2 separate regions of the Mus musculus genome follow, and region 1 is linked to region 2. A link is a contact called in ENCODE Hi-C or POLR2A ChIA-PET data. All regions are on one chromosome and are shown on one strand. Each heading gives the region's core, a stretch centred on a gene start or an enhancer-like site at or near the end of the contact. The rest is flanking DNA. Distances are from core to core; before and after follow the strand shown. Region 1 holds the start of Morf4l2 (mortality factor 4 like 2). Region 2 holds the start of Tceal1 (transcription elongation factor A (SII)-like 1).

Region 1 (3,450 bases), core at 606-3,105, 33 kb after region 2:
CTTGGAACAAAGGAAGTTTCTTGCTCAGAATTACACAGAAAGTCGAAGAGCCAGCAATCAAATCCATCAAATCTGTATTTGCTGTAGAGAAAAATAATGTAATATTTGGAAGTGTGAAGCCTTCATAGAGCACTAATTTTTAATTAAGAGAATAAGATTACGCATGACTATATTGTTTATCCTTCCCTTTTCAGAATTTAAAGCACTTTCTCAGATGGCAGCTTATTAATCTTCAAAATACTGCTACACATCTAAGAAGGTTGTGATATAGCTGGTCTGTAAACTGAGGCCAGAAGGAAGGCACTTACCCTGTATTCTGCAACCAGGAATGGTTCTGCAACCAGGGTCAGATCTCCTGATCCTTACTGTATAGCAAACTTAGCTTTTCTGATGATGACCTAGAAGGTCAAACAAAGAGATGGAAAAGGACATAAAAAGATATGAGATGGTGACTTTCCTTTCCATCAGTAAATAAAATTTTATCTCACACAAAGGACATCAAAGCTGATAATGTAGAAATTCTATTTTTCTTGTAGTTTTATTTTCAGATAAATGTACTTTCTTGTATGTTTATCAATTTTGGAAAAAAATTAATTAATTTCTATTAAGGATAATGTGAAATAAATAAAATTGTAAAAGAACAGCAGTACAAACGGCTGCGAATCCTTCATCCAGCTCCAACAATTACCAACTGAAGGCCATCTTGTTTCATCTGTAACCCCACCCACTGCTCCCCCCCCCACGGTTTTTTAAGCTATCGGGAAAAAAATGACTTCAGAATTCCAGAATATTTCAAATATATACCATGGGAAAAAAAGACAAATCCAGGAAACCCCATCTGCCCACCCCTCACTTTAAATGATTAATCTAGGGTCCTGATGATACCCCTCCCCTCGCTGTCTATCGCTGAAATTATCCTGAAGCAGACCCTAGTCATCCATGGATTTTGAAGCCATTTTCTGACATCATTTAATCCCTAAGCATTTCTATTTCTTTCCACAAAATAAAGCATTCTGAAAACAGAACCACATCGCCACCATAAGCATTAAAAAAATTAATAATTTGACACCGATTTCATTGAAGAATATTAATCCTGCATTTAAAAATCCCCGATACGTCTTCAAGAAAATTTTACAATTGGTGTGCTCGAATCAGGATTCAAACAAGGCCTACTCCTCGCATGTGCTTCAGGAGGTCGTTCTCAATCGCTTTCCCCCCCTACATCCTTTTTCTTTTTGACTTAATGTGGGAAAATTCCGACCCCCACATTCTATTAGCAATTATGAGCTAGCAATTATTTTTATCAGGAAGGCTTAATAAATGCCTGTCGTCATAATTTCTTCTAAGAAAGAGGATGATGTACAGAAAAAGATACGATATCGAGCAAATTTGCGTAATTTAAAATTTTTCATCGCCTCTAGAAATATCTTTAGTAACAATTGCTACTACCTTTCGGGGACAGGCTTCACACCGAATGCCTCACACGCACTATTTTACTAGGCACATCTGAATCCGCGTCTGAGATAGCTACTATTACCATTTTACAAACATGGAAACCGAGACACAGAAAAGAGCCTTGCCCAAGCTGGGCGTTGGCGAGCAGGAATACGAATTCCGCTTTTCCTGAATGAGAAGGCACGAGTTAATCCTATCCATAAGTCAAGAAGAAAAGAGGAAATCATCTACCCTTCCTCCCCACCCCCACCCCGAAACCTGAAACGAGAATCCAGCTCTCTCCAGCAGCCGACGTGTGATCACTGCTGCTCCTCCAACCGCCATAGTAAAGCCAGGTTTCTCTGGCAACTGATATCCATAGGCAGACACGTCACCCTGGAGGCGGGCTTAGCCCATCAGCCAATCCTAGCCGTCTTGTCTGAGTTTTAGAATGTTCCATACCCAGATGATTGGACAGCCGCCCCCACGTCAGCAGTGACACTCAGCCGCAGTAAAGGCGGGTGCTAGCAACCTGCTTCTTCATGCTTAGGGCCGACTGCAAACCAATTAGCATCCTTCTTCAGTGAGGGCTCCCGCCAATGGCGATGGTTCTTTTAGGATCTTAGCCCGCCCTCCAAGTGCGCTCCAGCCGTTGGGTCAGAAGTCTATAGGGCAGCGCGTTCACGTGGCCCGTCTTCACGACCCAGAGTTCCCCTGACCGTGGGTTTTTTTTTTCCCCCCCTCGCGCTCGCCTTCTCTCCTGCAGGGAGGCATTATGGGTTTGTGGGTCCGCTCCCCTCCCCCGCCCCCGCCCCGCTGGGAAAGGAAGTGCCGACGTGGCTGGCGGAAACAGGCTAGGCGGAAATGAGCTAAGGTTCCCGCGAGTGGGAAGAGCGAGGGCAGACCCGGGGCCACGCCCCCGAGCCTGTTGCGCAACTCGCGGACCTGGGGAGAGAGGAAAAAAAAACACCAACGCCCCCCCAAAAAAACCAAAGGCAAAGGAATGGTGAAGGTTTTGAGGTGTGAGGCGTGTGAGGGTGGTGAGTGCCACTGGGCGGATGCCTGGATGCTTTGGAGAAACGGGGTGTCTGCGCGCACGCGGGCGCAGGCAGGCTCGCGTGGCTGTGGAGTGTGGGTGTGGGCGCACAGCCGCCCTCGTGGCGCTGGCGATGATGGGTGTGCGCAGGCGTGCTGCCCTGGTGGGGACGGGAGGGGCCGTGTGTGAGTGTGTGTGTGTGTGTGTGTGTGTGTGTGTGTGCGCGCGCGCGCGTGAGCGTAGGCGAGGTCCCTCATTTTGGTGGATTTTTCTGCCTTTTTTATGTTTGCAAACTGCATTAATAAAACTGAGAATAACTAGGACAGTGCTAGTATCTAAAGGAAAGGGCTTCTGTAAGAAAAGGCCTGCCGATTTAATCAAATTCCTTTCTTTTCTTTGCCTTTTTTCGTTTTTTTGTTTGTTTTTGAGGCCTGTTGTAACTAGGTAGCCCTGGCTGGCCTGGAACTCGGAGATCCACCTGTCCCTTCACGGCCTTCGAGCGCTGGGATTAAAAGCATGCGCCACTCCACCCAGTCCGATTTAATTTTAGACCCTAGAGATGATCATTATTCCCACATTATAGTCCACCAAAATAAACTTCTTCCATGGTTAAGATTCAGAACTATATTAGTAACGTAAAAGGGCGTTTCTTTCAAGTTTCCAGTTGTACACCCCCTCCTCTCTGTCCCCAAGGCCTCCCCTTTGCCCTTCACCAAATTTACTGCGAATCTCCCTTATGCCCCCTCACCAGGTTTATCGCTAAATTGGCACACAAAATTTTAATGAAAACATAGGCAACTAAATTCCCCAGTGATAGAGACAACTCCAGTTTCCTGTGGGTGGTGAGCCTCACCTACCTTTTTTCCTAATCTCCAAGCGGAGTGATCAAATACACATTCGGCCAATTTTCCAGAAAGTTCACTGGCTGAGCAGTAAACCTCTTGAATCTGCCGCTAGATGTCACCAAATCCCAGCCAAAG
Region 2 (3,795 bases), core at 1,061-3,560:
ATATTCTATATGCTAAGCACTTTGTCAGGTGCTATCCATATATTGACTCGTTGACCCCTTTACTACTCTTACCGATCCAACAGAGTAGATATTATTATTGTATCTACTTTTGTTGATAAAGAACTCAAGCCACAGGAAGAAAGTCTACTAAAGATCGCTCACTGTATTTCAACAGATGGAAAAGGGAAAGAATCAAATATAAATTCTAGCAGTTTCCGCAGTATCAAGGGCACCTTCCAAGGCTAAAGGGTATTTTTGTTATTTTATGCATTTTTGTAACATTCTGAAGAAGAGAGCAAGAGGCAATGCATGTATGTAAACAACTGGGAGTCAGATTTCAACTGAAAGTAAGTGAAACTAATCAGTAATGTATGAACATTGAATGTCAAAAATTCAGTGCAATGTCTTATAAGCTGTACAGTGTTCATCACAGAATGTAAGGAGAATAAGAACAGGAATAAATAAACAAATGAAACAAACTTCTCTTAAAAAAATAAGAAATCACACAAATGAAAAACAAACCTTTCATGATAGATAAAAGAAAGCACAGGTAAACTTGGTTTTAAAGACATGCAAACTAACTTCTACTTTGGTACAAACTAAATCAGATGCTGAGGAAAGCGACAAAAAAAAATCTCATAAAAGTGGATATTTCACATGTGGATTTCTGTTCAGAAACTTTCAAAATCCGTGCAGATCTTATATCTCAAATATAAATAAATGTGTTCAGAAACATCACAAAATGACTTAGGTTTAGAGCAAAAGTAGGTCTCAGAGCCCTCACAAATCTGATGGCCACTTACCCTGGAAGGATAAAACTGAAAAAAGCATTCCCTCTCTGGAAGACAAATCTGTATGAGAAAGTAGCATTCATGTTTTCTAGATAAATGATAAGTAGGCTAAAGGTTAAAGCTAATAAAAAAAGGTACATCCCCAAACAGGTAGCATTTATAATGACAATAAATGATGTGTACATGATTTGAATCCTGCTACTAAGTATGTAGTCAGCAGAATTATTACATAGTTTAGTATGCAATGTCCTGTCTGCTGCATCTATCTTTTGAGGTTCAGATCTCTCAAGAATCAACTATTTGTTGATTTAACAAATTAATTTAGGCTTTTTCAACCACAAAACCAAGAGCTGGCTACTAAGAATTTGGGGTTTCTATGAAATCTATTTCTTTCCCTACGAATAGAAACTATTGAGTGATAATGATATAGAGAAGAAAATAATACCACATTGCACAGCAAGTGACCTACTGTACCAATACAAGAGTTCTCTTGACTATTTTGTTTGTAGATGGACACGAGTATTTTAGTTTAGGACAAAGTACTGAATCATCATATTTACATACTTTACAGACTGGATGAGCACTCATTTATCGCAGAGTTTCTATTTATGATATAGTAGAGGGGCTTAAAAATAAATACAAAAAATGGATTGACAAGACTGAAAGTAACTACCAAGAAAATGACAGGAGATTAAAATGTGATGTGATGGGGACATGGATTAAGCACAAATGTTAGTACTTGAGGTTTCCTTGTTAAGATTTATTTATTGTATCTTATGTGTTTTACTGTATGCTTGTCTGTGTGTCATGTGCTCCCTGTGAAGGTGGAATCCCCCCCAAACCGACCTATAGATGATCCGTGAGCTACCATGTGAGTGCTGGGAACCTCACTGACATCCTGCTGAAAGCAAGTGCACCTAACTGCTTAGCCATCTCTCCATTGTCCTTGAAAAAGTTGATTTTATTGATGGAATATTGCTATGTAGTTCTGACTGGCCTGGAACTAGCTATGGAGAACAGGCTGCTTTCCAACTTGAGACTATCTTCTCTATACACCCCCACCTCCTCACACACCCCCTCCTACTCCCCCCACTCCCAGTGCTGGGATTACATGCATCTGTCACATCTGGCCTCACCATGTTGCCTTGTGAAACGGAGGTGAAACAGTGAAGTTTCAGGGCAGAGTCTCAAACAGGGGAGTGGGGGTTGGGGGTGGGGGGCTTGTAGCCTCAGTAGCGAGGGAGAGAGTTTTACCCTGGAAGGGAGAGTGGAAAGGGAGTAGGAGGGAAGAGGGAATAATCCTGGGGAACAAGGGAGCAGGGAAAAGGTAAGAATCCCGGGGAACTAGATGCTCGCCTCTAGTAACCAACAACAACAACAACAAAAAGGCAAATAGAAACAAAGAGAGGTGAGTGAAAATTCCTGTTGTGTCTGAGGTAAGGCGATTCTGGCAAGTGCTGGCAAATGGACGCCAAAGTGGTTACTAGGGATCTGAGCCCAGCTGTGACGCGCTCCCCTCACGTGACCAGGAGCCTATGTCTGCCCAAGTCCCTCTCTCATCCCGGTCCTTTTTGCCTGTCCAGACCCCGTCTTTCTATTACCCCTTGATCGAGAAGGAAAGCAGAAGTAAGTAAGTTCCCTGGATCCTCTAGATTTGGTGATTGTCCGAGGTGCCTTTTAACCAGTGGGATCGGACCTGCGAGGCAGAATCCCGATCTTCCACTACGCTTGAGCCCCGCCCCCCCGCCCACGGTTTTGGTAGAGAAAATGGTGGTCTTGGGAGTGGGGTGGGGTACAAAGGACGTGGAGACGTGAGGTCTGAGGAAGGTGAACCACAAGGGAGCTGTCTTTGGGGCGGTTAGCTGGTGCCCACATAAAGGGGGTGTGCGTCATTGCTTCTGTTTCTCTTCCCCATCCCCGCCCCCCTACCCTGTTTGGCGTCTAACTGTAGATTTGCAGGTCTCACCTAGGAGCCTCAAAAGGGACCACAAGGTCCAGAGGGTGGGACAGGATGATCAGTGGGACAGGATCAGGGTCTGAGAATGAACACCGAAGGTAACAGTCTGCGGACTTCACCGCTCCGCCCCTGTCACTGCAGGAGAGGCCTGTGGCAAGGCCTGCTGGGAAAAATGGTGGTCTTTCGGGAAGGAGGGGGGCTTACTGCGCAGCAGCCAGCGGGAGAGCCCAAGAGCTACTGAGTGAGCTAAGATTTAAAGACACCCGTCCCAATCAGGGAAAGGCCGGGATTGAAAAGTGTAGCTGGGGTGTTGATCCAGCCCGCCAAGTATTGTGACTCCATTCTGTTTTTTCTTGTCTCAAGAATAATTGCTTGAAGAAACTTCTCAACATGGAAAACACGCGCAGTGAAAATGAAGAGCAACCAGAGAGCACTCTGAAGATCGATGAAGAGCAGCCTGCAGTGGAGCAGTCTCCTGAAAATCAGTGCTCTGAGGAGGATCAATCCTCGGAGGATCTGTCCTCCGAGGAGCAGTCCTCCGAGGAGGAGTTCTTTCCTGAAGAGCTCCTGCCCGAGCTGCTCCCAGAGATGCTGCTGTCTGAAGATCGTCCTCCGCAGGAGTGCCTCTCACAGAAGAACCAGTTCGAAGACCGTATTCCCATGGAGCAACCTCCCTGCGGGGTGGGCAAACACAAGCTAGAGGAGGGAAGCTTCAAAGAAAGACTGGCCCGTATCCGCCCTCAATTCATAGGAGACATTCATGGCAGAAATTTAAGTAATGAAGAAATGATACAGGCAGCGGATGAGTTGGAAGAGATGAAGAGAGTACGAAACAAACTGATGATAATGCATTGGAAGGCAAAACGGAGCCGCCCTTACCCTATTTAATATGCTCCACTTTTCATTGTTTTGCTTGTTAATAGCATTTGCTACCTGGCCCTTGTGTTTGCATCTTCTTATATGCCCTTTCCCATCTTAGTTGTAACAGTTTTATTCAGGTTGTGCAGTTTTATTTCAAGTGTTTGACATGTAACTGGCACGGGTCTT

Evidence for each region. A loop is a pair of places that touch in the nucleus more often than their neighbours do. ChIA-PET counts read pairs that join two places held with the same protein, here RNA polymerase II (POLR2A).
Region 1: a loop to region 2 is called in a map of left cerebral cortex, with 8 times the contacts of the local background. The contact joins the promoter of Morf4l2 here to the promoter of Tceal1 in region 2. A Hi-C loop is called at or near these places in 1 of 37 maps with a recorded cell type or tissue (left cerebral cortex). POLR2A ChIA-PET finds 5 or more read pairs at or near these places in 3 of 5 experiments (Patski and embryonic stem cell).

What each region holds. Positions count from the first base shown.
Region 1 is chrX:136,739,497-136,742,946 of GRCm38, forward strand. It overlaps Morf4l2 (mortality factor 4 like 2), which reads right to left and starts at 1,856. Exons shown (of 4, transcript NM_001168226.1): 1 at 1,714-1,856; 2 at 309-398.
Region 2 is chrX:136,705,672-136,709,466 of GRCm38, forward strand. It overlaps Tceal1 (transcription elongation factor A (SII)-like 1), which reads left to right and starts at 2,311. Exons shown (of 2, transcript NM_146236.2): 1 at 2,311-2,417; 2 at 3,112-3,795. The coding sequence starts at 3,139. The coding sequence ends at 3,636. Gm39536 (a long non-coding RNA gene) reads right to left here and starts at 3,115. Exons shown (of 3, transcript XR_878248.2): 1 at 2,758-3,115.